Linked DNA regions of Homo sapiens: regions 1, 2 and 4 are each linked to region 3. A link is an interaction called in ENCODE POLR2A ChIA-PET data of the cell type or tissue named here. Cell type or tissue: OCI-LY7. All regions are shown on one strand. Each heading gives the region's core, and the rest is flanking DNA. Links, peaks and the distances in the headings are about the cores only. Region 1 has its middle 69 kb from the start of TBC1D9. Region 2 overlaps TBC1D9 (TBC1 domain family member 9). Region 3 overlaps TBC1D9 (TBC1 domain family member 9). Region 4 has its middle 41 kb from the start of TBC1D9.

Region 1 (7,348 bases), core at 1,491-6,490, 210 kb after region 3:
GTTTTCCTTGAAGAGATCCTTCGCATTCCTTGTAAGTTGGATTCCTAGGTATTTTATTCTCTTTGAAACAATTGTGAATGGGAGTTCACTCATGATTTGGCTGTTTGTCTGTTATTGGAGTATAAGAATGCTTGTGATTTTTGCACATTGATTTTGTATCCTGAGACTTTGCTGAAGTTGCCTGTCAGCTTAAGGAGATTTTGGGCTGAGACTATGGGGTTTTCTAGATATACAACCATGTCATCTGCAAACAGGGACAATTTGACTTCCTTTTTTCCTAATTGAATACCCTTTATTTCCTTCTCCTGCCTAATTGCCCTGGCCAGAAATTCCAACACTGTGTTGAATACGAGTGGTGAGAGAGGGCATCCCTGTCTTGTGCCAGTTTTCAAAGGGAATGCTTCCAGTTTTTGCCCATTCAGTATGATATTGGCTGTGGGTTTGTCATAGATAGCTCTTATTATTTTGAGATATGTCCCATCAATACCTAATTTATTGAGAGTTTTTAGCATGAAGGGCTGTTGAATTTTATCAAAGGCCTTTTCTGCATCTATTGAGATAATCATGTGGTTTTTGTCTTTGGTTCTGTTTATATGCTGGATTACATTTATTGATTTGCGTATGTTGAACCAGCCTTGCATCCCAGGGATAAAGCCCACTTGATCATGGTGGATAAGCTTTTTGATGTGCTGCTGGATTTGGTTTGCCCGTATTTTATTGAGGATTTTTGCATCAATGTTCATCAGGGATATTGGTCTGAAATTCTCTTTTTTTGTTGTGTCTCTGCCAGTCTTTGGTATCAGGATGATGCTGGCCTCATAAAATGAGTTAGGGACGATTCCCTTTTTTCTATTGATTGGAATAGTTTCAGAAGGAATGGTACCAGCTCCTCCTTGTACCTCTGGTAGAATTCGACTGTGAATCCGTCTGGTCCTGGACTTTTTTTGGTTGGTAAGCTATTAATTATTGCCTGAATTTCAGAGCCTGTTATTGGTCTATTCAGAGATTCAACTTCTTCCTGGTTTAGTCTTGGGAGGGTGTATGTGTCGAGGAATTTACCCATTTCTTCTAGATTTTCTAGTTTATTTGCATAGAGGTGTTTATAGTATTCACTGATGGTAGTTTGTATTCCTGTGGGATTGGTGGCGATATCCCCTTTGTCATTTTTTATTGTGTCTATTTGATTCTTCTCTCTTTTCTTCTTTATTAGTCTTGCTAGCAGTCTATCAATTTTGTTGATCTTTTCAGAAAACCAGCTCCTGGATTCATTGATTTTTTTTGTGTCTCTATCTCCTTCAGTTCTGCTCTGATCTTAGTTATTTCTTGCCTTCTGCTAGCTTTTGAATGTGTTTCCTCTTGCTTCTCTAGTTCTTTTAATTGTGATGTTAGGGTGTCAATTTTAGATCTTTCCTGCTTTCTCTTGTGGGCATTTAGTGCTATAAATTTCCCTCTACACACTGCTTTGAATGTGTCCCAGAGATTCTGGTATGTTGTGTCTTTGTTGTCATTGGTTTCAAAGAACATCTTTATTTCTGCCTTCATTTCGTTATGTATCCAGCAGTCATTCAGGAGCAGGTTGTTCAGTTTCCATGTAGTTGAGTGGTTTTGAGTGAGTTTTTTAATCCTGAGTTCTAGTTTGATTGCACTGTGGTCTGAGAGACAGTTTGTTATAATTTCTGTTCTTTTACATTTGCTGAGGAGTGCTTCCAACTATGTGGTCAATTTTGGAATAGGTGTGGTGCGGTGCTGAGAAGAATGTATATTCTCTTGATTTGGGGTGGAGAGTTCTGTAGATGTCTATTAGGTCTGCTTGGTGTAGAGCTGAGTTCAATTCCTGGATATCCTTGTTAACTTTCTGTCTCCTTGATCCGTCTAATGTTGACAGTGGGGTGTTAAAGTCTCCCATTATGATTGTGTGGGAGTCTAAGTCTCTTTGTAGGTTTCTAAGTTCTTGCTTTATGAATCTGAGTGCTCTTGTATTGGGTGCATATATATTTAGGATAGTTAGCTCTTCTTGTTGCATTGATCCCTTTACCATTACATAATGGCCTTCTTTGTCTCTTTTGATCTTTGTTGGTTTGAAGTCTGTTTTATCAGAGACTAGGATTGCAACCCCTGCCTTTTTTTGTTTCCATTTGCTTGGTAGATCTTCCTCCATCCCTTTATTTTGAGCCTATGTGTGTCTCTGCACGTGAGATGGGTCTCCCAAATACAGCACACTGATCAGTCTTGACTCTTTATCCAATTTGCCAGTCTGTTTCTTTTAATTGGAGCATTTAGCCCATTTACATTTAAGGTTAATATTGTTATATGTGAATTTGATCCTGTCATTATGATGTTAGCTGGTTATTTTGCTCATTAGTTGATGCAGTTTCTTCCTAGCCTTAATGGTCTTTACAATTTGGCATGTTTTTGCAGTGGCTGGTACCGGTTGTTCATTTCCATGTTTAGTGCTTCCTTCAGGAGCCATGTAAGGCCAGCCTGGTGGTGACAAAATCTCTCAGCATTTGCTTGTCTGTAAAGGATTTTATTTCTCCTTCACTTATGAAGCTTATTTTGGCTGGATATGAAATTCTGGGTTGAAAATTCTTTTCTTTAAGAATGTTGAATATTGGCCCCCACTCTCTTCTGGCTTGTAGAGTTTCTGCCAAGAGATCAGCTGTTAGTCTGATGGGACCCGACCTTTCTCTCTGGCTGCCCTTAGTATTTTTTCCTTCATTTCAACTTTGGTGAATCTGACAATTATGTGTCTTGGAGTTGCTCTTCTTGACGAATATCTTTGTGGTGTTCTCTGTATATCCTGAATTTGAATGTTGGCCTGCCTTGCTAGATTGGGGAAGTTCTCCTGGATAATATCCTGCAGAGTGTTTTCCAGTTTGGTTCCATTCTCCCGTCACTTTCAGGTACAGCAATCGGGTGTAGATTTGGTCTTTTCACATAGTCTTATATTTCTTGGAGGCTTTGTTCGTTTCTTTTTATTCTTTTTTCTCTAAGCTTCTCTTCTTGCTTCATTTCATTCATTTGATCTTCCATCACTGATACCCTTTCTTCCAGTTGATCGAATCGGCTACTGAGGCTTGTGCATTAGTCACGTAGTTCTCGTGCCGTGGTTTTCAGTTCTATCAGGTCCTTTAAGTACTTCTCTGCATTGGTTATTCTAGTTATCCATTCGTCTAATTTTTTTTCAAGGTTTTCAACTTCTTTGCCATGGGTTCAAACTTCCTCCTTTAGCTTGGAGAAGTTTGATCTTCTGAAGCCTTCTTCTCTCAACTTGTCAAAGTCATTCTCTGTCCAGCTTTGTTCTGTTGCTGTTGAGGAGCTGCATTCCTTTGGAGGAGGAGAGGTGCTCTGATTTTTTAGAATTTCCGGTTTTTCTGCTCTGTTTTTTCCCCATCTTTGTGGTTTTATCTACCTTTCGTCCTTGATAACGGTGACATACAGATGGGGTTTTGATGTGGATGTCCTTTCTGTCTGTTAGTTTTCCTTCTAACAGGTGTGTTGCAGTTAGCTGCACCTCAGCTGCAGGTGTGTTGGAGTTTGCTGGCGGTCCACTCCAGACCCTGTTTGCCTGGGTATCCACATTGGGGGCTGCAGAACAGCAAATATTGGTGAACAGCAAATGTTGCTGCCTGATCGTTCCTCTGGAAGTTTTGTCTCAGAGGAGTACCCAGCCGTGTGAGGGGTCAGGCTGCCCCTACTGGGGGTGCCTCCCAGTTAGGCTACTCAGGCGTCAGGGACCCACTTGAGGAGGCAGTCTGTCTGTTCTCAGATCTCAAGCTGTGTGCTGGGAGAACCACTACTGTCTTCCAAACTGTCAGACAGGGGCATTTAAGTCTGCAGAGGTTTCTGCTGCCTTTTGTTTGGCTGTGCCCTGCCCCGAGAGGTGGAGTCTACAGAGGCAGGCAGGCCTCCTTGAGCTGTGGTGGGCTCCACCCAGTTCGAGCTTCCTGGCTGCTTTGTTTACCTACTCAAGCCTAGGCAATTGCGGGTGCCCCTCCCCCAGCCTCACTGCCGCCTTGCAGTTTGATCTCAGACTGCTGTGCTAGCAATGAGCAAGGCTCCGTGGGCGTAGGACCCTCTGAGCCAGGCGTGGGATAAAATCTCCTGGTGTGCCGTTTGCTAAGACCATTGGAAAAGCGCAGTATTAGGGTGGGAGTGACCCGATTTTCCAGGTGCTGTCTGTCACCCCTTTCTTTAACTAGGAAAGGGAATTCCCTGACCTCTTGTGCTTCCCGGGTGAGGCAATGCCTCGCCATGCTTCGGCTCACACTCGGTGTGCTGCAACCACAGTCCTGCACCCACTCTCCGACACTCCCCAATGAGATGAACCCAGTACCTCAGTTGGAAATACAGAAATCACCTGTCTTCTGTGTCGCTCACTTTGGGAGCTGTAGACTGGAGCTGTTCCTATTTGGCCATCTTGGCTCCACCTGCTTTTTTTTTTTTTTGAGACGGAGTCTCACTCTGTCACCCAGGTTGGAGTGCAGGGGCGTGATCTCGGCTCACTGCAAGCTCCGCCTCCCAGGTTTATGCCATTCTCCTGCCTCAGCCTCCTGAGTAGCTGGCACCACAGGCAATGTATTAGAACTTCTTTAGGTCCAACAGCAAGACACGGTGCAGAGCAGGAGAATTTCCTACCAGTTAGGTGGTAACCAAGAATAATTCTAGACAACAGCTAAGTGATGACAGGTGTAATCTTCCTGCATACATGGTTTCAGTGTCAAACGCACTATTTCAGTTTCTAACATATTCAAGCACGGACAATATATGAAACATGCACATTTGTGTACTGTGTGGAGCACCTTTTGTTTTTCTGGCTATTGTTGTCTTGGTTCCTCTAATTTGCTTCCAGTTTGTGCAGGGCATGCCTAACAGTGAGCTGGAGGTCTGGATCTTGCAGGGGTTTGTCCCATAGTTTGGGTGACTTGGATAGGACCTGAACTTGTCCTACTGGAGCTGGTGTCCACTTGCTTAAGAGTGGCTAGTTCTTTCACTCAAAGCTGCTGCTCTGGAGAGCCATAGGTAGGTGTAGGAAATGGAGGTACAATGAACTTTCTAATCACTTCCCTTATGATAAGAATGCCTTTATATTTGTATCTGATATCTGTGTTACAAAGCACTTTCAAGTTGCTAAATATTATGATTTCTGTAAGAATCTTGTTGTCAGGAAGGATTATTATCCAGAGTCCACAAATGGAGAAACTGAGAAACCTAGGGATAAGAAATAAGGAGTAAGAACAAATGTTACTTTTTGTTACCATTTACTGAGCACCTACTAGGTACCAGTCATGGTCATCACTGCTGTATTCATATGATCACTGATTTGGGTATCAGACCTTAATCTCATTTCATTGACAAAGAATCTGATGCTAAATTGCTCAGTTAGGTAAATGTTTTCCTCAAGGATACAGAGAAAGTTCCAGAGCTGGATATAAACTCAGGCTCCTGTGGCTCCAAATCTCAGGGTCTTTCTACCATATCACACTTAGGTGATTTGCTCAAGGAAGCCGAGGTCTTCTGACTTTAGAACTAATTTGCTTTCCAATGCATCAAGATATCTCTTTGTGGTATAATCTTCTTATAGCTATTTTAAAGCTCCTCTTTAACTGATGTGCTCTCCTATATTCCCTTTCTCACATACCTAGATTTCCCTAAGAAGAATGTCCAACTAAAAATGATGTTTCCTAACATGGCTTGGTAGCACTTCGGGTTATAGCCAAATCATGATATTCTCAAAACAAAGGCAAGCTTAATTGCCTTTTTTTTCTTTTAAATAAAAAAGAAAATACATACTGAGCAGCACTTTTTAGAAAGAAGAGGGTGGCATTATGGAATATTATTATCCTAGGCAAGCCTTGGGTTTGGAGCATTTCCACTTCTATTAGTCAAGGATCTTTCATTGAAAGAAAATTAACTCAAAACATCTTCAGGAACAAAGGCATTGACTAGTTCAGATTCATGAAAGGTCTTGGGTAGACTACATGCTGGCTCTGTCTTTTTCCACTTCTTACCTCTGTTTTCCTCTGTGTTGTTTTCATTCTCAGAGAGGCCCTCTCTAAGGGACAATGTATTAGTTTGCTAGGGCTGCTGTAACTAAGTACCATATGCTGGTGGTTTAGGCAACAGAAATCTATTGTCTCCCAGTTCTGGAGGCTGGAGGTCCAAGATCAAGACACAAACAGGGTTAGTTCCTTCTTACGGCTATGAGGCAGAGTCTTTTCCAGGCCTCTCTCCTTGGCTTTTAGACAGCTGCCTTCTCCCTGTGTCTCTTCACATTATCTTCCCTCTATGCCTCTGTCTCTGTCTGTCTGTGCCAAAGTTTCCCTTTTTATAGAGACATCAGTCATGTTGGATTAGGACCTACTATAATGATCTTATTTTTAATTGTAAAGACTGCATCACCAAATAAGATCATATTTTGAGGTCCTGGGAGTTAGGACTCCAACATATGAATTTGGCAGACAGGGGGGCAATTCAGCTTATAACAAGTGGGAAGATTGCTACTCCAGAGTTACAAGGTCTGGGTAGTTCCCAATCCTAGAGAAAAGTGAGCCACCCTCAAAGCATAGAATCTCCTGCGAGTCCGACTGTCTCTGGCTGGTCAGGTGTGCATATCTTAGACCCATCCCTGTGGACATGTGGATGGTTTCTGGAGTGGTGGGGAGCCACAAGTGTTTTTTGTTTGTTTGTTTGTTTGTTTGTTTGTTTTGTAGTATAAGTGGGTGGAGTCAGCTCCTCTTCTCCAGTAACTTCCTCCTTAAGCCACTGTCCAATCAGCAATATAACCTATGGGATTTTCAGTGTTCTAGGGGCAGCTCTGCCAAAAAAGGAGAATGTTTCCTGACTCCCCAAAAGCTAGAGGTCACCTTCATCATAAAGGGTTTTATTTATTTGCTTGTTTCTTTTAATCAAGACAACACCAATAGCAAGAATTTTATGGTCTAGGGATGAGCCAGTGGACTTTATGGAGCTAATGATGTTCCTTGGAAAATCAGAAGCCCACTCAACTATGTTGTTTCTTAGATTCATTCATGTATAGTCAAGCTGGGCTAACTGTTCTTACAATCCCCAAATTTAGTGAATTCACACAATAAAGGTGTATTTTTTGTTCATGTCATCATCCAATTCAGGACAAGGGGTCTCTGCCCCATTCAGTTGTTTGGGGACTCAGGCTTCTTCCACTTGGCTTCTTTGCCATGGGCCTTGGCGTCTTCTACTGGGTCATCTGCATCTGCCTGGCACACGGGGAGAGATGATGTGGAGGGTTGGTGTGGAGATTTTAGAGGACTATCCTGAAAATGGCACCCATGATTTCTGCACATGTTCTATGGGCCAGAACTCTGTCACA
Region 2 (7,348 bases), core at 1,260-6,259, 83 kb after region 3:
ATGTACCATAGTAAGATGTTAATAATAGAGGAAACTCTGCATGGGGGGTGGTATAGATGAGAGTTCTCTGAACAATCTGCTCAACTTTCCTGTAAATCAAGTAGAGGCAAAAAAATAAAAGTTAAAAAAAGTGTTCATATAGAGCCCTTACTTTTCTTATGGTTATTTTAAAAGCCACACACAAACAAAAACTTGGCCATTTTGGGCCAATTGCAGTGGCTCATGCTTGCAATCCCTTTACTTTGGGAAGCCAAAGCAGGAGGCTCACCTGAGCCCAGGAGTTCAAGACTAGGCTGGGCAACACAGAGAGACACCATCTCTACAAAAAAAGAAATTATATTAAAAAAAAAAATAAAAGTCCAGGCGCAGTGGTTCATGCCTGTAATCCCAGCACTTTGGGAGGTTGAGGGGGGCGGATCACCTGAGGTCAGGAGTTCAAGACCAGCCTGACCAACATGGTGAAACCTCGTCTCTACTAAAAATATAAAAATTAGCTGGGCGTGGTGGCATGAGCCTGTAATCCCAGCTACTTGGGAGGCTGAAGCAGGAGAATCGCTTGAACCTGGGAGGTAGAGGTTGCAGTGAGCCAAGATCGCACCACTGCACTCTAGCCTGGGCAACAGAGCAAGACTCCGTCCCAAAAAAAAAACAAAAAAAAACTTGCCCAGTTTGGACTAGAAGTTCTTATGAGAGATCCAATAAAAGCAAGATTAAAAAAAATTTTTTTTGCTGGGTGCAGTGGCTCACACCTGTAATCCTAGCACTTTGGGAGGCTGAGGTGGGCAGATTGCTTTGAGGTCAGGAGTTCGAGACCAGCCTGGCCAACATGGTGAAACCCCATCTCTAGTAAAAACACAAAAATTAGCTGGCATGGTGGCAGGTGCCTGTAATCCCAGCTACTGGGGAGGCTGAGGCAGGAGAACTGTTTGAACTTGGGAGGTGGAGATTGTGGTGAGCCGGGATCACGCCACTGCACTCCAGCCTAGGTGACAGAGTGAGACTCCGTCTGGGAAAAAAAAAAAAATTAAGACTAGTCAAGTGCAGCAGTGAGAAGTGGGGAAAGAGTAGAAAAGGAGTTCCATCTGCAACTGACTGTGATCAATGGAGATAGCTCATGACCTTCGGACCAGCCAAAGCAAGATTGTTGACTACTATTTTAAGCACAGCACAGCATTACTGATTATCATCAGGAGAAATAAAGAATCCCTACTCAGTAGGAAGTACTGTGCTAGGATATATACTTAGTACATCCAAGTATTCCACACAACTCTCTTCATTTCCCAGCTTCCTCTGCAGTGAGGTTGGGCCCACGTGACTAGTCTCGGCCAACTAAGTGTGAGTGAAATGGAAGGTGGAGTGTGCCACTTCTGGGCCAAGGAAGTTAAACACAGATGTGCTCCACCCTCACACTCTTCCCTTGTATGCTGACCTTGGAGGCCTTGTGTTCCAGAGAGTGTCACTACACATGGAGGAGGCCACATGATCCCAACACGACTCTATCAGAGTGAGAAAGAAACTTTCATTGTGTTAAGCCACTGAGACTTTGGGTTCATGTGTTGAAATGGCTACGGTTAATTACCCTAAAATACCAGTGATTGCATTCAGCAAGTACACGTTCCTTTCCTTCTGATAAAAAGTTGTTAACCCTAACGCTTCTTTTAAAACTTGTGTATTTCTGGATGTGGTTGCTTACCACAGGCGATGGTCCAGTAGACCAGGGAGTCTGGAGTCTGGTACAAGATTCGGTAAGGAGCGACCCGGGCGCTGGAGTCCAACACAACATCAAGGGTACCCACCAGCAGGCCTGAGGGTGGAAAGTGGGGAGAAACAGGTAAGAATTGCCTTAGTACTTTCCCACATTCCCAGGGGCAGCATGAACATGCCCTTTCATGAGATCTTCCAACAACCCCATCTCCCACTGAACCACACCTTGAAAAATTTCATTTTAGGATGATGCTGGCTCTACACAAGTTGCACAACTTGACAAGGTCACGAGAAGCAGTCGTGTCCATCTGATTCAGTCTGCCAGGCTGCCCCACATGTTATTTTCATCTGCCCCACTTTCCATTTATGTTTAAAAAATTAGTACAATTCAGCTCAGCAAACACTAATTAAATTCCTACTATGTGCAAAACAAACCCTGTGGGCACAAAACTGAAGAAGACAGCATCCCCAGGGCATTTATCATCAAGTGGAGAAGAAGGTCAGGCAGTGCTTTGGTACTGTGTTTAGAAGTGAGCTAGGGCCGGGAAACAGAGGGATCTTCCCATTTCCACAGCAGAGTCCTCTGCCATTTGTGACATCAGTCACGATAACCAGGGCTAACCAGAGCCTGGTTTATGCTATGAAATGATGCAGGAATAAGGTTGAGGATCAGGGTCTGCATTTTTAGCACAAAGTTTAGTTCTTTCAGTCAAGAACCCCAGTGATCCACTTATCCAGGGTTTACCAGGCCCATGTGAAAACTTGTTCACATTGTCCAAGTCCAGACAAGCCTGAATGTTCAGCAAAAGAATTTAGCAATTTATTTGTAAGGAATACAAATGCCCAGTATACCAATGCTCACTTAAGAACAGGCTGTACCTTCTCTTTCTAGGAGGAAAATTGACAAGGAAAAGGAAATTAAGAGCAGAAGGCAGCTTAGTGAGCAAAGGTGGAAGGTGCCTCTAAGGTGAAGTCTGCCCAGATGACCCGGCTGAGGCACTCCAGCCATGCGGAGAACGCACAACCCTGTTTCTCACTCAGCAATCTTTTTCCAATGTTCCCAGACAACTTGTCAGGTATGGTGGTGACAGTACAAGGATTCTGACAGCTTCAAACTGGGAACCTGTCATCAGTGCAAATTTCTCTTTTAACCACCTTTTAACCACACTGAAGCGGGATTGGCACCAAACATTTTCTACAGTATTTTAAAATAACACAGATTACACACATACGTTCTCCAAGGTATAATAAACTAGATCCCTTAATTGGAAAGATGAATCCAAAAGATTCCCATAATGTAAATGCCCACAGTTACTCTAAAGCTACATGGAACCCAGTATAGAGCAGGGCTTGGACTCAGAAGGACCAATCAGGAGCTCAGACCAGCTGACAATATTAGCCCAAGACACTTTATTTCCAAAAATCTCCCTTTTCTCAATTGCCAAATGGAGACACTATTACTACCCCAGGATTGTTTTTGAAGACTGAAGGTAATAAGACTTAGGGGTAATAGGCTGTTTGGAATGAGGGATTAGGCCACCTGAAAAAAACCTGCTAAGATACTTTTATCGAATTTTACCTTTATTTAGATTGCATGTTTATAGAGGATGACTTTGGGATAGAACTAATGGTATTTGAAGCTGGGAGATGGAGGCTAAAGGCCCCAGCCTCCCTTGTTTGCAACTGTTGATACTGAAAGCAGCAAAGCTCAGTGCCATATTGCAGGCTTTTCCTGAAGTTTTGCTGAATCTGAGGCACAAATTCTGAAAATGTTGCCACCAGTACCTCATGTTATTTTGTAATAATGTCTTGAGGTTTGGTTCTGGCCATACCAAATAAGACCCTGATATGCACAATGCCACTGAAATTCACTTCCCACTGCTCTGGCATCCTGGTGTCACGGAAGGAGCCATAATCTAGTCAACTCATGTTCGGAAGAGCTCAGTTCTGGCTCTGACTCTGTTATAACCATTTCTGTGGAGTGGGACAGGCCATTTAACTTCTCGTTGCTTTGATTTCCTCAGTTGTAAAGTGGTCATAACTGCCCTTGCCTTCCTGAACCAGAGTTATTAATCAAGAAGCCTAAGTGAGGTAGACCATGCAGAAGTCCTACAGTTGTCCTTGGTCTTTGTCCAAGGGCAAAAAATCCATTTAGATTCACTCCAAACCACAGTGACCATTAGCTGACCTCAACATACCAGGAAAAAAACAAACAAAAAACTTTTGCTCAATAGAAATTAACTTGTTAGCTCCGGCCTGTATGAAATACATTAAAAATGAAATTCTTACAGCCTGCAAAGTCTTCCAAGGGGGTAGAGTTCCACATTATATCACACACATATGCATTTTTGTTTGCTTTACTGTGACTTGGATTTACTACAGAGACCTCTAATTTCTTAAATGACTTTTCACTTATCTACAGATGGAAGAATAGGACACATAAATGCATCACTCATAATTGAGTGTTTGTAATACCTCTCACATCTTGAATCAAAATAAGAAATAAAATGCTGAAACTACTACAAGTGTCATATATGTTGGTTCTAAGGCATACAAACTTTAGTCTGGGTTTAGAGGGTTGCAATCAAGAATCAGCCTGTGGGCTAGGCGCGGTGGCTAATACCTGCAATCCCAGCACTTTGGGAGGCTGGGGCGGGTGGATCACTTGAGGCCAGGAGTTCAAGACCAGCCTGGCCAACATGGTGAACACCCTTCCCCATTAAAAATCCAAAAAAAATTAGCCAGGCACAATGGTGTGCACCTGTAATCCCAGCTTCTAGGGAGGCTGAGGCAGGAGAACTGCTTAAACCTGGGAGGCGCAGGTTGCAGTGAGCTGAGATCATGCCACTACACCCCAGCCTGGGCAACAGAGCAAGACTCTGTCTCAAACAAACAAACAAACAAACAAAACAAAAAATCAGAAAAAAAAAAAAAAAAGAAAAGGACAAAAAAGAATCGGCCTGTGTGGTTTAATAAGCCTCTGAGTATCATCAAAGACCAAGACTCTTCCAAGGGCAAGCATAATTGACTGGGCAGGGCAGAGCAGCGGACAGGGGCAGTCCTGGTTCTAGAATGCTTCAATTCTGACTCTGCCACTTCCTCCTGGAGCCTCAGTTTTATCATCCTTAATGGCTCACTGAACTTTTGTCCTCTGTAACACAAAAGAAGGAAGACCTCTGAAAAGGTCTAACCCAATCCACATATCTCCACCACCACAATGTTCCCAACTAAAATCCAACCTCAACATAAACTATTCTAATTAACAAAGCCTCTGGTGTCAATTAGAGATAAAGAAAACCCAGTTGCTTAAAGCAGAGCCCCCTGGAGTGAGGGTTTCTCATTAGATGCAAGTTCACCAACCCTACCTCTGCATTCACAACTGGCGCCACCAACTTCCACTAAGACTTGGATGAAAACTAACAGATATACATGTACGTAGCACAGGTACATGCTGAAATATTTTCAAGTAAATTACAGAAAGTATAATATCAGGATATTCACATTAGATACATTTAAATGAGAGAATTTCTGTGAAAATTCCCTGAACATTTAAGGCACTGGATATCCAAACAGAAAGTAATATTGTGAATTGAGGTATGCAGTTGGCCAGTCAAATCAAGAAACAGACTCTTTCCATATTAACCCAGAAGTGCTGAGTCCTTTCATGCCTGGATAACACTGATCACTCAAAATGTTGTGCTTGTCTGTCTGCTCTTGTCTCCCCCGACCTCAAACAGCAGCAAACTCCTAATCTTTTAATGCCGTCTCATTCCTACTCTACTCTTCCTCCCAGTTCTGCCTCTATAATGCCTATTACATTTGTTTAAGATTACTTGCACATTTTGCCTTGTCCCATTTTTTCCTCTTCTCTCCAGACTGAGAGTTCCTTGAGGGCAGGGTCTAATTGATTATTTTGGACCCACAGGCCCTGCACTTTGGAGTCCAGTAAGCACTAAACACATGGTTGATGATAAATGGACAAGTGAGGGGTGTGTGCATGTGTGTGTGTGTGTGTGTGTGTGTGTGTGCGTTTTAAACCTAAATAATAAATTATCACCATGCTATCTAAACTCTGTTGGTACATGAAGTCAAGACCCTGGGAAAAAGGAAATACTCCTCCTTTGTCCTCTATTGATGTAGAATACTAGGAGATGGGAAATCTGGTCTAGAGAATCCCCCCGCCCCACTGCAAAAGCAGCAACAATTACGATTTTCTTAGAAGTCTCATTACTCATACCTTGGAAATGGCTGTCAAAATACTGAACCTTTTCTTCATTTCCCACACAAAGCGCTGTTTTAGCAGCTGTTCTAGTCAGCTATTTCTGGTGTTAAACAATCTTGATTGCCTAAGATAACGAAATCAAATTACAGCCCTCAAAATAACTCTTCTCTGCATCTACCTATTACATTAGTACAGTGGCATCTTATAATGTAAAAGTGCTGTTTTCAAGGAGATTCAGAAAACACTTGGCAAAATTGTTCCATATTTGCTTCCCATTTGGTTGTGGGCACTGGAAGATGTGTGATGCACAGTCACCACTGCACAACTGCAGCCTAGCTGGGAGCTGGTACAGGTGGCAGGTCCACAGTGCTGCAGAGAAACCCCCGTCAGCCCTCTGCAGGCCGGGCTATGTCAGGAGTGTGCTGCCATGCAGAAATGTGCTCATGGAAATGATCGATCCATCTACTGATGATCAGGGCTAAAGTTAAACTGGACAGGATCCTAAAGATCACTTGGCCTCCCCGACTCCATTAGTCCTGACGCTGGTCCAAAATGAAGCAGAGATCCAGGAAATCCATGGCAGAGTGGTCAGGGGAGTGGGCTCAGCTTTGGCTCACATACCAGCCAGTCCCTTAATCTCTCTGTGCCCCTGCTTCCTGATAAAGAAATAATAGTATCTACCCTAGAAAGTGCTTAGTATGCACTAAGCACTATTGTGTAATGAATCATTCAAAACAATAGAAAAGTACAGGAAATTACAAAATACATGTACCACTACTCTGACTTTTTTAACACTTTGCCTTACCTGCTTCCGATCTATTTTTTTTTTTAACAGAAAGAAAAGGTAACAGCCACAGTGAGGTTCCCTTTGCACTCCTTTAATCCCATTTCCCTCTCTCCATTAACCATTCTTAAATTGTTTTGTATTCTTCCTATCCAGGTCCTTATACTTTTACTGAGCCATGTTTTTCATATAAAAAATTTAAAACTGATGAGTATTTTACAAATTTGTCTGCAAGGTACACTGCAGCTTATTTTTTTCAATCAATATGTTTGTAAAATTTATCCAGAATATACTTGTAAATCTGATTCATTCATTTTAAAATATTGTGCAATATTCCACTATATAAGTATATTACAACTTATCTGTTTTCCTAGTAAAGGACATTGGATCTATCCACACTTTTTGCTCTATTATGCAACTGTAATCGTATTCTGTTTGCATAAATCCTTAAGCACCTAAGCACATTTCTTTAGAATGGAATTGTCAGGTCCTAGGGTAAGTTCATTTCTAAACCTTATTAGATATTACAAAATTGCTCTCTAAAGTGCTCAAGAAAGTGTGAGAATACCTGTTTCTCCATAATATCTCCAATACTTAGTATTACCAGGTTTTTTTTTTTATTTTCACCAATCTCTAGA
Region 3 (7,348 bases), core at 750-5,749:
CTCTGCCGTCTGCCTCTAGCTGCTGTGTAGACCGGTCTGCCTGGCAGCCGATCGTATTAACAAAGCCCACAGAAAGAGAATCCTAGTCTTAGCCTACTCTACTCACTTGTGTCTAACGATAAATTCCTTTGTCTGAGTCCCGTGCTTTCCTTTTAAAGAATTAGACTGTCAAAAGCATGTTAAACAAAAGGCACAGGGGCCTAAACATTATGTAAAGGAGTCATTTTAAAGCAGAAAATAGTATGAAATGCTTTCTACTCAACACATCAATTGTTATTCTTTTCAGGTTAGAAGTTGAATCTGTAACAAAAGAGCCTTTTCACAGGATGGGTAATGACAAATACACAACCAGAGGAGCCCTTAACTGGAAGTGGAAATAAGGCAGCTGCCAACACCTCCACTTCAGTTTCCCTGCTAGGTTCAAGAAGCAGAATCTCTTTAAGTTCAGGCTCCTAGACAACGCTTCAGCTGGAGACCAGACCAAGGCTACTCTACTGAGATTGGGAGGTTCCTATAGAGTCTCTGGGGCCAGGAAAGTGAGGAGGAGAAACCTCACCACCCTTCCTAAAGAGGTTTGCCCTGAAGAGAGCAGGCTGCGGGAGTTGCCCTGTGCCCAGAAGCCAGGGTGCTCGGCCTGCGTCACCTTGGTGGGGGTGAGGATGCTGTTGGGACATGAGCCTCCTTATTGGCCGTGGCTCTCTTTGTGGTTCTACCACATAGCTTATCCTGCTTCTCCCTAGAATCAGCTTCAAAGTGGTGCTTAAGCAGTGATATCCTGATATCCTTAGATCTGTGGTTTCTCTGGCATCATCCCTTCCCCGCATCCACACTCTGCATGGTTTGCTTTGTTCCTTTTCTGTAGCAGTAGCTTTCTCTTTTGCTTGTTCTTATGTGAAAGCTCCACTGAGGCCAGGACCCAGTGCTGTGGAGCAGGAACCTCACCGAGATATAGACACTGAGCCCTTCCTCTGCACTGGTGTCATCATTATTATATTAGCATAGGAAGGACTGACAGAGATGGGGGTAAAGTGGCCAGAGAAGATGATAATGGCTGGGCATGGTGGCTCATGTCTGTAATCCCAGCACTTTGAGAGGCCGAGGCGGGTGGATCACTTAAGGTCCGGAGTTCGAGTGCAGCCCGGCCAACATGGTGAAACCCCATCTCTACTAAAAATACAAAATTAGCTGGGCATGGTGGCGGGCACCTGTAATCCCAGCTACTCAGAGGCTGAGGCAGGAGAATTGCTTGAACCCGGAGGCAGAAGTTGCAGTGAGCAGAGACTGTGCCATCACACTCCAGCCTGGGTGACAAAAGCAAAACTCTGTCTCAAAAGCAAAAACAAATAACAAAACAAAACAAAACAAAAACCCCTACAAAACAAACACCCCCCAAAAAACAGAGAAGATGGTAAATCACAAGTTGAAATCAAAGAGAGTAATCCATGGAGACACGAAAAGTGCATAACACAACCATGAACAACTAGAAATGTGTCACCTGTCTTCTGGAAGCTGAGGGCGGAATAATTCCCCCAGGATGTTCTTCTGATGTAGCGAATGAGAGGACGAGCCTATTTGTCTCGTAGACGAAGCTGGAAATTTCAGCTCAAGGGTTCAGGCTCCTCCCTGTGCATCCTTTAGAAGTAAACACAGACTAAAACCTGCCATTATGCAGTATATTGCTGCTGTGATGAAAAGCACTATGATGTGCTTGAACGAATAAGGACAAGATTGCAACAGAATTCTCAGCATATTAATAGAGACAGGCTTTCAGAGGGACTTGCTACTCATTTACTGTCACTTTCTTAATGACAATGGAAAATGCTGGCTCCTCTTCTATATCCAGGGCTACACATTTAAACAAAACACTCTTATTTCCCGCTCAATGCTATCTCTGATTTTGGCAAAGTACAGGTGGGTGAGAGTATTAGATTTTGCAGTTATTTCTTGAGGCATATTTAAGACATCAAAGATAAAAACACATGGAGTCACGTGTAATAATCTTAGAGTCCAATAAATGACTAGCTACTTGATTAAACCAAATGGCATTATAGCATGTTAATAAGGATTAAACAGACGCATTTTCACCGTCATTACTTAGATGGAATGAGTATTTTTTTTTGTTAACTTTTATTTTAGGTTCAGGGGTACATATGAAGGTTTGTTATATAGGTAAACTAGTGTCATGGGGGTTTGTTGTACAGATTATTTTGTCACCCAGGTACGAAGCCTATTAACCAATAGTTATTTCTTTCTGTTCCTCTCCCTCCACCCACCCTCCACCCTCAAGGAGGCCCCAGTGTGTGTTGTTCCCTTCTCTGGGTCCATGTGCTCTCATCGCTTAGCTCCCACTTACAAGTGAGAACATGCAGCATTTGGTTTTCTGCTCCTGCATTAGTTTGCTAAGGATAATGGCCTCCAGCTCCATCCATGTTCCCATAAAATACATGATCTTGTTTTTTATAGCTGCATAGTATTCCGTGGTGTATATGTACCACATTTTCTTTATTCAATTTGCCATTATGGGCATTTAGATTGATTCCATGTCTTTGCTATTGTGAACACTGCTGTAATGAACATTCACATGCATGTGTCTTTATAGCAGAATGATTTATATTCCTCTGGGTATATTCCCAGTAATGGCATTGCTGGGTTGAATAGTAGTTGTTTTTAGCTCTTTCAGAAATTGCCACATTGCTTTTTACAATGGTTGAACTAAGGTACACTCCCACCAACGGTATATTTGTGTTGTTTACTTTACAACCTCGTCAACATCTGTTCTTTTTTGACTTTTTAATGACTGGTGTGAGATGGTATCTCATTGTGGTTTTGAAGACAGACATGCAACCAACAAGCATATTTTAAAAAGCTGAATATCACTGATCATTATGGATAAGCATTTTAAGTTAGATAACTGATAACAATTATATTCCTTATTTTAAATATAGTCATTGATATACTACAAATTGTATTTCTCTCTCTATGTTTGCCTATAAAATTTATTTACTTAATCAAAATGGTTGCCTGATATAATTTCCCCTGCAAAAGTTGTCAAAAGAATAATGTTATTGCCTTAGGCAGGAACTCAAGCACAAAGATAAAAAGCTGTATCTGAGTATTTGCTGTATTTTATTTGTTCACATTTAGCCTATTTGAGGTTAACACTACTTCATTTGACAGTTTAAAAATCATCCTGTAAATAGAATAAAAAACAACAGCAGCAATAGCTAAAAAAAGGACACAATGTATAATAAAATAAAGGAATGTGTTGAAAGAAATATTCCAAAGAAGCAAAGGAAATGAGACCATGATTATGAATTCAACAATCAGAAGAAAAAATCGTCCAACATCTGTAAAAAGCAAAATCATAACAGTAATAAAAAAGAAGCAAGAATTCAAAGTGCAGGTGCGCTAGCTTTCATTTCCACATCCATTCAGGAAATAGAGCATACTATTCTTTTATATAAAGTGACAAGTTCTGTTTTTAAAACATTCAGTTACATTATCTTGCAGATTTTTTTTCAGTTTACATTATCTCTACATTGATTTGATGGAAAGATGGTCATATGCGATATGTGGTATAAATTTCTTCAATCTATGGAGAATACGGAAATGGTAAAGTTGACTGTTTTACTTATGTTTTTGCAGTAAGAAGCTAAACATCCAGTATCAGAAGCATCAGTACTTTTACTCTTTCAAAAACAAAAGCAAAGCAAAAGCAAAAACCTGTCATGAGCCCTCTGTCTTTGCTGCTACTTTCAGATTCTCTGTGACAAAAGACTGTTACTTTTCACTGAATTCTAATGAGTTGACGTAAATAATCAGAACAATTTCTTAAATGCAAAATTGGTCTGGTATCTGTCTAAATTGGTCAATACAAGTGTTATTCTGGAATCATGTAAAAATCACTTACTTTCATAACTGTTTAGAACCCCAAATGTTTTCCCTTTGAAGGGGAACATCTGTGGAATATGATTTTGAATAGAGGACTTCTATGAAATATATTTCAAATCTTAAAAATATTTTTAATACTTCCTAAAGTGGTATAGGATTTACCCTCGCTGACTATGCCTTCCATTTAAGAACAGTCTTGCATTTGTGGCTTTTCATTTTCCTTACAGCTCTAATTTTATTTAAAAAGCCTGAATACACAAATGACTGCTGCCTTACTTAGCATTAAACAGTACTATTTTTTAAACCATGTATACAGCTCAACAGCAAGATTAATAAGTTATAATACACACATATCACTGACAGATTCATCTTTTTGTTTTTTAGAATTCACGAAATAAACTGTATTCTGGTAAATCCCCTCCCCGCAACAAGAGTGTAATGTACCTACATTGAGGTGTTTAAATATTTCTCCAACAGTTTTCATTGAATTACATTATGAAAACACTAGGCTTCAAGCCAGGTACTAATAAATATTTAATTTAAAAGAAAGAAAGAAAAAACTCAACACAGAAGAACATAAAAAATCCCTCCCCTCCCTCTCCTCCCACTCCCCCGGGAAGGCGCCCGTGTCAGCCGGACATGGCCGAGATTTCATAGTCACTGGCCGAGGTGAGGGGCTTGCCCATCATCCGGATGTTTTTTGCACTGGTAATCCTGGCCATCATGCACACGGGCTTGTCAAAGTACTTGACCAGGGCAGGCTCAGTTAAGAGGGAGGCCAGGAACTGCTCGAAGGTGATGGCCCAGTCCCGGTCCAGGCTGGTGCTCCGGGGCAGTGCCGCCGTGCCCTGGCCGCTCCGCACCAGGACCGTGTCCTCTCCGATGTCCTCGCAGTGCAGCTTGTCCTCCTCGTGGGAGCCGGCACTCAGCACCGAGTATGAGGACATGGAGCTGTCGTCCTTGGTGTCGTCGTCAGAGATCAGCATGGAGGAGCAGGCCCCGTTGTCCCGGGGCGAGGAGTCCTCCAGCTTGATGTCCTCCATTTGTCCTCCAAGGGAGTGTTCCTCGCTGTCGGGGGCCAGGCTGGCCGGCAGGGGCTCAACAGACTCCACCACGTAAGGCTGGCCTGGCCCTTTCTTGGGGAAGAGCACGCCTGGGATGCCCTGGTGGCAGGACGGCCCACTGCCTCCGCTCCCGCCCTCCTTTGCAGGCTGGGCCACGAACAACTTGCCGACCTCCCCAATCTCCAGCAGGAGGCTGGTCACTGCTGCCGTGGCGTGGTACAGCTCCTGCTCATTGGGGTCTTCGCTGAACATGTTATACATTGTCTTACACAGTTCAATGAACTGCCCCTGAAAAGCGATTTGGAAAAACACAATGTGAAATCTTGGGGGAGCAGAAAGGCAGCACTGAAGTGGACTGTAAAGCCATTTAAATGAGAACGCCTAAAGATCCCTGGAAAGTCCTCCGCCTAGGCTGGATGGACATGTTTAAAGTCTCCTATTGATGTTTCTATTTTTAATTTTTATTTCTTTTTGAGACAGGGTCTCTCTTTGTCGCCCAGGCTGGAGTGCAGTGGTGCAATCACGGTTCACTGCAGCCTCAACATCCTGGGCTCACATGAACCTCCCACCTCAGCCCCCCAGGCACACACCACTATACTCTGCTAATCTTTGCGTTTTTTGTAGAGATGGGGTTTCGCCATTTTACCCAGGCTGGTCTTGTACTCCTGGGCTAAGTGATCCTCCTGCCTTGGCCTCCCAAAGTGCTGGAATTACAGGTGTGAGCCACCACACCCAGCTTATTTTCCCAATTTTTTAATTTGAAAATTTTCCAACATCTATGAAAGTTGGAATGAAAAAGTAAACATCCATGTACAGCTCACCTCGAGTCAAGAAGGACTATGTCATACATTTGGCTCAGTAACTTTTTTCTTGTTCTCTTTTCCCTTTTTGAAACATCTTAAGGAAATCCGAGACTCATCTATTTTCACGTCTACACACTTTAGCATGCACCTCAATTTTTCCAAGGTTAGCTCCAATCCCTCCTCCCACGACACATGCCCCATCTCCCTGGACAGAAGTAATGCTTTAGTGCTTTCAGTCTCCACCCAGATGACTTCTGTTCTTCAATTACAAAACTTAGCATTTTCAGCCTATAATTATTTATATTGTTTTTTTCTTCCTCATTTCACCAGGTTTTTAAGGAAAATGTGCAGACACCTTTATAGCTAAGCACGGTGATCTGAAAACAGCAATGTGTTTGTCTTTCGAGTATCTGAGGGTATTTTTAATGATTGCAATAAGATGCATTTACTCTCAAAATGGAATATGTTGTGGTTCACATTTCCTCTGAGGAAGTCGTTTTTTCACAATGGAGCATATTTTTGATGCATAAATACATGCACAAAATAGGTCCAAATGGATACTAAGTAAAGGCCCCAGTTATTATTTTTGATGGGTATTGAGTCTACATTTATCGATGACTTTTCAGTCATAGAAAAAAGAGTGTCCAGGTTTGAAGCGAATGATTTGAACTTTAAGCACTTACCTGATTTAATTTGGGTAAATCCTTTGCATTCTTTGACTTAGATTTATTTTCTGGAGTCCACAGTCTCAAATAATTACGATTTTCTTGGGAATTTGCTCTCTTCCCTACAACCCAAATGTCAAGAAATAAGTGCTTACAGGCCAAAAAACAAGTGTACAACCAGCAAGAAGGTAAACATATAGAAGAGAATATCCTTACCTTTGTCTGGCTTTAGGCTCACCGTAACAAAGCCATCATCTGCACCCTGTTTGCTTCTGCTATCCAATCCAACAACTACCAAGAAATGGTTCAGAAGAAAAAAGTAGAATGTTATATAATATGACCATGGAATTAGCATTTGTAGTGGAAAATAGAAGACTCTCTAAGTAGGGTTGCCTGATTTAGCAAACAAACAAACAAAAAAAAACTCCTCAAAACAAAACAAAACATTCAGTTAAATTTCAATTTCAGATAAACAACAATTTTTGGGGGGGATAAGTATAACCCTGACATTAGAGGGGACATACTTATACTAAGAAAATTATTTTGTATCTGAGATTCAAATTTTACTACATGTCCCATAATTTTATCTGACAACACTATCTCCAGGTAAAGGACCTCCGCAGAATTCTTTCTCACAGCTGGGGTTCAGTGTACAATAAAAAATTAATGGAGGGTCAAGCAGCGTGGCTCATGCCTGTAATCCCAGCACTTTGGAAGGCCAAGGTGGGCAGATCACCTGAGGTCAGGGGTTCAAGACCATCCTGGTCAACATGGTGAAACCCTGTTTCTACTAAAAATAGAAAAATTAGCCGGATGTGGTGGCACATGCCTGTAATCCCAGCTACTCGGGAGACTGAGGCAGGAGAATTGCTTAAACCCAGGAGGCAGAGGTTGCAGTGGGCTGAGATGGTGCCATTGCACTCCA
Region 4 (7,348 bases), core at 1,383-6,382, 180 kb after region 3:
AAAATTCAGCAAGGAAGCGGGGGCAGGGGAGAACTAAACAAACAAGTCAAATGTGAAGAGGGTTGCTGTGTATTGTGTTACGATTTCCTATCCCTTCTCCCAATGGCCATATCCTAATCACCCTCATTCAGCAAATCCCATTATAGTCCTTTCTATTTCAGAAAATATTTTTAATCAATCATTTTAAACAGTTAAAAACTAACAAATATGCCTACTGTGCATCAGGGGTTTTTTAGGTTATTTAAAAATACTTGAACCCTCATAATAACACTCTGAAGTAGGAACATTATTCTTACTTGATTATTGAGGAGACTGATGCAGAGAAGATAAACAGCTCAAAGTCACATGGGTAGAAAGTGACAAATCTGGGCTTCAAATTCATAGTCTGGCTTCTGTGTCTATGCTTTTAGCCACTGCGCTGTGTTGCTTCTCTTACATTTTTACATTAGATCTTTATTAAACATATAAAAATGAATATAATATCCTGGTAAAAAAATTAAGTCATTATAAATAAAATCATTTCTGGACTGTTCCCCATCCTCAATTCTGGCTCTTTTTCTGTTTAGAGAGAATCATATCTTTGCACAGCTTTTATCTCCTATATACTTTCATGCATGTGTATACACACATGTCTATGCATACACATATACACACACGTATATAAGTACAAATATATATATCCACATACATATATGTGCACACATATATGTATATGCATTACATATAATTGTAGAAAATACATATTGTTTGTGTGTTTAGTTTTTTACTTTGTATTACTCAACAATGTGTCTTGGAGATCTTCCTTGTCTACGTATAATACAGCTGCATTTTTAAAAATTGTTGCGTTATTTCATGGTGCAGATACATTATGTCTTATATAAGCAAACCCCTAATGAGAATGGAACATTTAGGTCTTTTCCCCCTATTTCATACTCTTTCAAACAGTGCAGCAGCAATGACCGTCTTTGTACATATTTCCTGTGTGTGCAGATGAGTATTCCAGCCTATGTTGTTTTTGGGTACATCATCTGCTATGACAGGCTCAGGAGGACCTGATATAATCAGGTAACTCTATAGCAACAGGATGCTTTATTTTTCATATTTTCTTAGAATGATAAAACTTAATTCCTTTGGGCCCTGATATTGATTTAGAGGTCTTAAAGTTTTCTCTTAAATTGTCTCACTTGTTTTTAGGCTAAAGTTTCCTGTTATTTCTTTCTAAACTGAATATGAGGCTCTTTAACAGAACAGACAGAGCAAAATTGGAACTGCATATTTCTGCCTTTTCGTGACATGAACTTTGTGTTGCCAGTGACAATTTTGATTTATAAGATAATGTACACAGGCAAAAAGTAGAAAATATATTTTAAATGTCCAATTTTTTTCAAGAAATAATAAAAAGTACAATGCAAGGAGGAAATTATTATCAACGTATTTCTAGGGAAGTAAAAGGTTAATGTATTGCAAAGCTTATCAAAGACTGTTAGTTGTTCCTCAGTGTCATGGGTCTAATCATGCACCCTGAAAATTCCTATGTTGAAGTCCTAACCCCCAATACCTAACAATGTGGCTTTATTTGGTGATAGGATGTTTACAGAGGTAATCAAGTTAAAGTGAAGAGGCCATTAGGGTAGAACCTAATCCAGTATAACTGGTGTCCTTGTAAGAAGGGGAAATTTTGGTCAGAGATACACACAGAGGGAAGACAACATGAAGAGACAAAGGGAGAAGATGGCAGTCCACAAACCAAGGGGAGAGGCCTGGAACAGATTTTTTTTCTCTCAGAGCTTTCAAGGAATCAAGCCTGCAGACACCTTGATCTTGGATTTCTAGTCTCCAGAGATAGTAAGTTTCTTTTTTCTTTTTTCTTTTTTTTGAGATGGAGTCTCACTCTGCCCCCCAGGCTGGAGTGCAGTGGCGTAATCTTGGCTCATTGAAACCTCTGCCTCCTGGGTTCAAGCGATTCTCCTGCCTCAGTATCCCGAGTAGCTGGGACTACAGGCGCGCCACCATGCCCGGCTAATTTTTATGGTTTTTTTTTTTTTTTTTTTTTTAGTAGAGACATGGTTTCACAAATATTGGACAGGCTGGTCTCAAACTCCTTGCCTCATGATCCACCTGCCTCGGCTTCCCAAAGTGCTGGGATTACAGGTGTGAGTCACTGCACCTGCCCTGAGATAGTAAGTCTTTTGTTTACGGCCACCCAGTTTATGGCATTTTGTATGGCAGCTCTAGCAAACAAATACATATACTCAGTATACATACATCTTATCATAATCAGCTCCAGCAGTGGCCTCCAATGTGCCATGCGCCCTAGGACCTACACCTGATCAGTCTCCTCCCCTTGCATCTGTGCTAGGCCTGAGGCTTGTTTTAACTCATAAAATGTGGTTGAAGTGAGGCTGTGCCAGGCCCTAAGCATTAGGAAGGTCTGGCACTTAAAGTTTTGCACTTTGGGGAAGCCTAGGCTGCCATTTAAGAAGTCAGGCCACCCTTTAAGAGAGATCATGCAGAAAGGTCTTATGGAAAGGGAGAGACCTGAGTCTTTATGGAGAGACCTTTCTATATGGAAAGGCCCAACACTCCACGCATGCCAGCTGAGGTCAGTCTTCCAGCCGTCCCTACCAAGGCACTGCAGATGCGAGTGAGCATGTTGGACATGATAGCTGCAACCATCATCTGACTTTAATTGCCTGGGAAACTCTAAGCAAGGTCAGTAGAGGGACTGCCCATTCAATTCACATAATTATGACCGATAATAAAAAGTTGATATATTTTAAGCCACTAGGTGTTGGAAAAGTTTGTTACATAGAAATACATAATTGAAATATTCCCTTCTTCTACAGCAATAAGACTTCCAAGAGACCAGCAGTGGTATGTCTTACTTCCCAGACATGTTCTTAAATCTCTTTCCTGCTTCTTCCTCCAACCTGCTTTATGGAATGTGGTCACAGGATCCACCCTAGACAATATGCATGTACTATCCTAGAGACAGCTGAGTAACCAGGTTAAAGGAGCCTGGGTCCCTGCTATGCCAGTCCCAGACTATTACATGGAAGAGAAATGAACTCCTTGTTTACTGTTATTTTGGGCTTCAGTTACAGCAACTTTGTCCATATTCTAATTAACATATAAGGGATGAAATGTTTTACAATCTTTTTCTTAGTAGGTTTCTCAGCATGTTTTACAATCTTTTTATCAGGAGGCCATTTTTCTACACTGAAGTAAATTAGGACATTGTTTCAAATGAAAGAAAAGGAATTAAAGGATGAGAACATGAGATCATATATGGAGACATATGACAAGATTTCTTCAGGTTGAAGGCCAGGCACGATGACTCACGCTTGTAATCCCAGCACTTTGGGAAGCTGAGGCGGGCAGATCACCTGAGGTCAGGAGTTTGAGACTAGCCTGGCCAACTTGGCGAAACCCTGTCTCTACTAAAAATATAAAAATTAGCCGGGCGTGGTGGCGCATGCCTGTAATCCCAGCTACTTGGCAGGCTGAGGCAGGAGAATCACTTGAACCCGGGAGGCAGAGGTTGCAGTGAGCTGAGATTGCGCCATTGCACTCCAGCCTGGGCAACAGAGCAAGACTCTGTCAAAAAAAAAAAAAAAAAGTCTCTTCCTTCTGTTTCATTGAAGCTAAAGTTCAGTTCCTGCTGGACTCCTTCCCTATAGCGATAGTTATTACTGAATAAAATCTATCCTTCTGGCTTTAGCTAGTGTCCAGCTTAGTTCGTCTTTGACAGTCAGATTGTTGCTTGCATTCAGCTTTTCCTGTTCTCCGTAGCCCTTGACTTGGTCTCATTCCTTATCACATTTTCGTACTGAAAATTGGAAGAGCAATGGTCAGACTCTCCTGAGAAAGGATGAACCTGGTTCACTCTGAAGCACAATAGAGGGTGTGTGTTAGCATCTGGCTAGGTTGTAGTCATTAGCATATTATCTGATTTTTTTTTTCTGAATGGTTGACTCAATGTTGGGTAAGACTTAATAAAAATTCATTTTATCTGCTCTCCTTTTTCTCTCTTTCCCTCAATCTTTACAGTTTTCCCCCCTTAACCTTGCATCAGGGTGTTCCCAGGATATTGTGTCGGGGGTCTTAACTTACATTTGATGTATGAAATGAAATGCATTTTCCCAACATAGCTATGCTTAAGTAGAGCAAACTTCTGTGTTTTAACCCTCCCCTTTTTATGCCAGTTGAGTAGGGAGGAAGGAACATCCAGAGTAGAAGCCTCTGGGACATTGCTCCCTTGAGATTCAGGGTGAAGACTAATATCATTAGTCAAGGCCAGATGTGACTGGGTTTCTTGCCAAGAGATTGGTGAGAGCTTATCTGGGGATGGAATGACTTGACTGGACGTCTTGCCAACCCTGGAGTAACCCTTGTTGGCGGGGGGGAGATCCAGTGTTAGAACCAACGAGCTGGAGGTTGTGGGTGAGCACGGAGTCACACCATCTGCAATTCAAGTCAGTGACTGTGGATCTCCCAGACTCCCCTGCCCATCCGAAAGTGCCCATGAGCTGTGGTTATCAAGGACAAACTACCAGATGGGTGACTGTGCCAGCAGGACCAGCAAAATGGAAGCTGAGGAGCTGAGGAGCCTAACACCAACCACAAAACCCAAACTTCCCAGAGAGATGAAATTATTCACCCAGAAACCACACAGGAGATGCTGCAGGACACTTTGAAATGTACTTAGTGAATACCCGGGAAATTTCACCTATGCTGCAGGCACTGTGTTAAATGCTTTGTGTACGTGATCTCATCTGATTCTCTCAATATCCTAAGTGGGTAAGTTCCATTACTACCCCATTATAAAGAAAATGGAGCTGAGAAAAGGTACGTAATTTATCTAAGGGTGTACTCTTTTTTTTTTTTTTTTTTTTTTTTGAGTCAGGGTCTCGCTCTGTCACCCAGGCTGGAGTGCAGTGGCACGATCTCGGCTCACTACAACCTCCACCTTCTGGGTTGAAGTGTTTCTCCTGTCTCAGCCTCCCGAATAGCTGGGACTACAGGTGTGTGTCATCACACCTGGCTAATTTTTGTATCTTTAGTAGAGCTGGGGTTTCATTATGTTGGCCAGGTTGGTCTCATCTCAAATGCCTAGCCTCAAGCATCTGCCCACCTCGGCCTCCCAAAGTGCTGGGATTACAGGCATGAACCACTGCACCCAGCCAGGGTGTACTCTTAGCAAGTGGCAGAGCAAGGACTGGAATGCATGATGTAATCCCTTGCTACTTCTCTGGTTTTATATCCTTACCAGGCCATCTCTTGGTGACCCCATTGAACTTCTGGCTCTTCCTCTCAAAGCCAAGCATGCTCTCCACTAGTCCTGAGTGTGCTCTTTCCTCTGCTGGGCTCCCCTTCCCTCTGATAACTGAGTGGGTTTCTCCTTCCCTTCAACCAGGTCTCTGTTCAAATATCCCTTTTCAGTGAGGTCTTTAGCTCTCCTATCTAGAATGGCATCCTTAACCCTTATTGATCTTTATCTCCAACAGCCTGCCTCATTTTTCCTTTTAGTTTAGCAGCTGTTTATTTCAGCCTGGACCTCTTTTTTTTTTTTTTTTTTTTTTTTTCTTTTAGAGATAAGGTCTCACTCTGTTGCCCAGGCTGTGGCTCAATCGTGGCTCACTGCAGCCTTGGATTCCTGGGCTCAAGTGATTCTCCTGCCTCAGCCTCCCAAGTAGCTGGAACTACATCTGCATGCCACTACACCCAGCTTATTATTTTATTTTTTGTAGAGATGGGGGTCTCACTATGCTGCCCAGTCTTGTCTTAAACTCCTGGCCTCAAGCAGTCTTTCTGCCTCAGCCTCCGAAAGTGCTGGGATTATAAGCATGAGCCCTCACGCCTAGTCCATGGACCTCTCTTCTGAACTCCAAGCTGTGATAACCAATTTCCAACTTGACATACCACTTGGCTGTCTATAAACTTCCTCGAGTTTACCATAAACTTACAAAAATGAGCCCTGATCTTCCTCCCGCCTTCCTTCAATCTGTTATTCTTGCAGTCTTCTTTATTTCAATGAATGGCACCTCTAGTCTTCCAATCCCTCAGAGCGAAAGTTTAGGGTCACCTTTCACTTCTCTCCTTTTCTCATTCCTCCTGCCCAATCTGTCAGGAAATCCTGTTCTCTACCCTCAACTTAGATCCCGGCTGCAAACACTTCACACTGCCTCCATGGGGTTCCCCCGGCCTCATCACCATCACTGCTTCTCGCCGAGATTATTGTGATAATCTCCTCACTGATCTCCCTGCTTCTGCTCTAGGTTTCTTCAGCTTATTCTCTGCATAGCAGCCAAAGTGATCTTTTAGAAATATGAGTCAGATCATGTCACTTTTCTGCTCAACACCCACCAATAGGTTCCTGTCTCATTTAGAGTAAGAGCCACAGCCCTCACAATGGACTACCAGATCCTAAACTCTCTGGCTTTAGTTGCCTTTCTGACCCTATCTCCTAGATAACTGTAGTATGTATTGGGAGAATGAATTAATCAATAGTATTTATTATATATCTACTTGTTTACATGATTGTTATCTATCTCTTCTAGAATATAAACACCATGAGTACAGAGAATAGCAAATAGTAATACCAAATCAATATTTACACAATGAATGAATACACAGGTAAACCCAGACCATCTGATTTCAAAGCCCATGAGCTTAATCCACTATACACCACACCACAAAACAGATGGGCTTTAGGTCATTCCAATTTTATTATGCACTCCAAATCTTCTGACCTTTCCCAATCATATATATATATTTTTTTTTTTTTTTTTTTTTTTTACTTCTCTGTAGCAATTTGACACTAGCAATCTGCCTAGTTTTCTCTCTTAAAGGAGGTTTCTTGGCTTTATGTTTTTCTTCCATGCTAATGGTTACCAAATTCATTATTTCAAGTTCCAGACCTGGATTTTTAAATAGCTGCTGTGATGCGGCCTGGCTTTCCAGAACCAGTAAGAAAACTCATGCCAAATGCTAGCACAGAGGATGACGCCAATGAGGATTAGTTCCCTTTCCTTTTGTCAGGACAAAGAAAACACACAAGTTGGTTCAACTTTAAGTTGGGACTGCAAATGGGGGAGACAGGAACGCAGGAGAGGGGGACAGCTCTTTGGGCAGCTGAACATTTCCCACAGTGTCTGCTGTGTGGGCTGCCCCCTCATTCACATTGGAATGGGGAAGTGAAAAACATCTCCTGTGCCCGCTCCCCGCCCAGACACATCTACATCCTTCCCCTTCACTGTAAAAACAGGTGCTCTTCCCCTCTGGAAAGGATTTTTGTCTAAGGGAGCCACGAATGCATTTTGGGTCATGTCCTTCTTGAGCATTTTAG

The links. Peaks named below come from ENCODE experiments on the same cell type or tissue, not always from the same donor. Only the 100,000 strongest peaks of a DNase experiment are listed, where the experiment ranks them.
Region 1: POLR2A ChIA-PET joins it to region 3 with 10 read pairs; 1 of 35 experiments calls an interaction of 5 or more read pairs at or near these places.
Region 2: POLR2A ChIA-PET joins it to region 3 with 5 read pairs; 2 of 35 experiments call an interaction of 5 or more read pairs at or near these places.
Region 4: POLR2A ChIA-PET joins it to region 3 with 5 read pairs; 2 of 35 experiments call an interaction of 5 or more read pairs at or near these places.

The regions. Positions count from the first base shown.
Region 1 is chr4:140,822,064-140,829,411 of GRCh38, forward strand. No RefSeq gene overlaps it. Among named protein-coding and RNA genes, the nearest start is that of TBC1D9, 69 kb to the left of the region's middle. RefSeq lists enhancers at 3,640-4,161, 4,162-4,682 and silencers at 3,841-3,890, 4,041-4,090. In OCI-LY7, for the core only: no CTCF peak of the experiment used is centred there; a DNase peak (open chromatin) is centred at 3,968; H3K4me3 peaks cover 1,119 bases; H3K27ac peaks cover 3,051 bases.
Region 2 is chr4:140,699,811-140,707,158 of GRCh38, forward strand. It overlaps TBC1D9 (TBC1 domain family member 9), which reads right to left. Exons shown (of 21, transcript NM_015130.3): 2 at 1,694-1,804. It also overlaps the pseudogene RNY1P14. Among named protein-coding and RNA genes, the nearest start is that of TBC1D9-AS1, 8.7 kb to the right of the region's middle. In OCI-LY7, for the core only: no CTCF peak of the experiment used is centred there; no DNase peak of the experiment used is centred there.
Region 3 is chr4:140,617,675-140,625,022 of GRCh38, forward strand. It overlaps TBC1D9 (TBC1 domain family member 9), which reads right to left. Exons shown (of 21, transcript NM_015130.3): 19 at 6,640-6,714; 20 at 6,442-6,545; 21 at 3,108-5,243. The coding sequence ends at 4,521. Among named protein-coding and RNA genes, the nearest start is that of UCP1, 52 kb to the left of the region's middle. RefSeq lists an enhancer at 533-1,136. In OCI-LY7, for the core only: no CTCF peak of the experiment used is centred there; DNase peaks (open chromatin) are centred at 3,417 and 3,697; H3K4me3 peaks cover 2,127 bases; H3K27ac peaks cover 4,099 bases.
Region 4 is chr4:140,793,689-140,801,036 of GRCh38, forward strand. No RefSeq gene overlaps it. Among named protein-coding and RNA genes, the nearest start is that of TBC1D9, 41 kb to the left of the region's middle. In OCI-LY7, for the core only: a CTCF peak has its summit at 2,797; no DNase peak of the experiment used is centred there.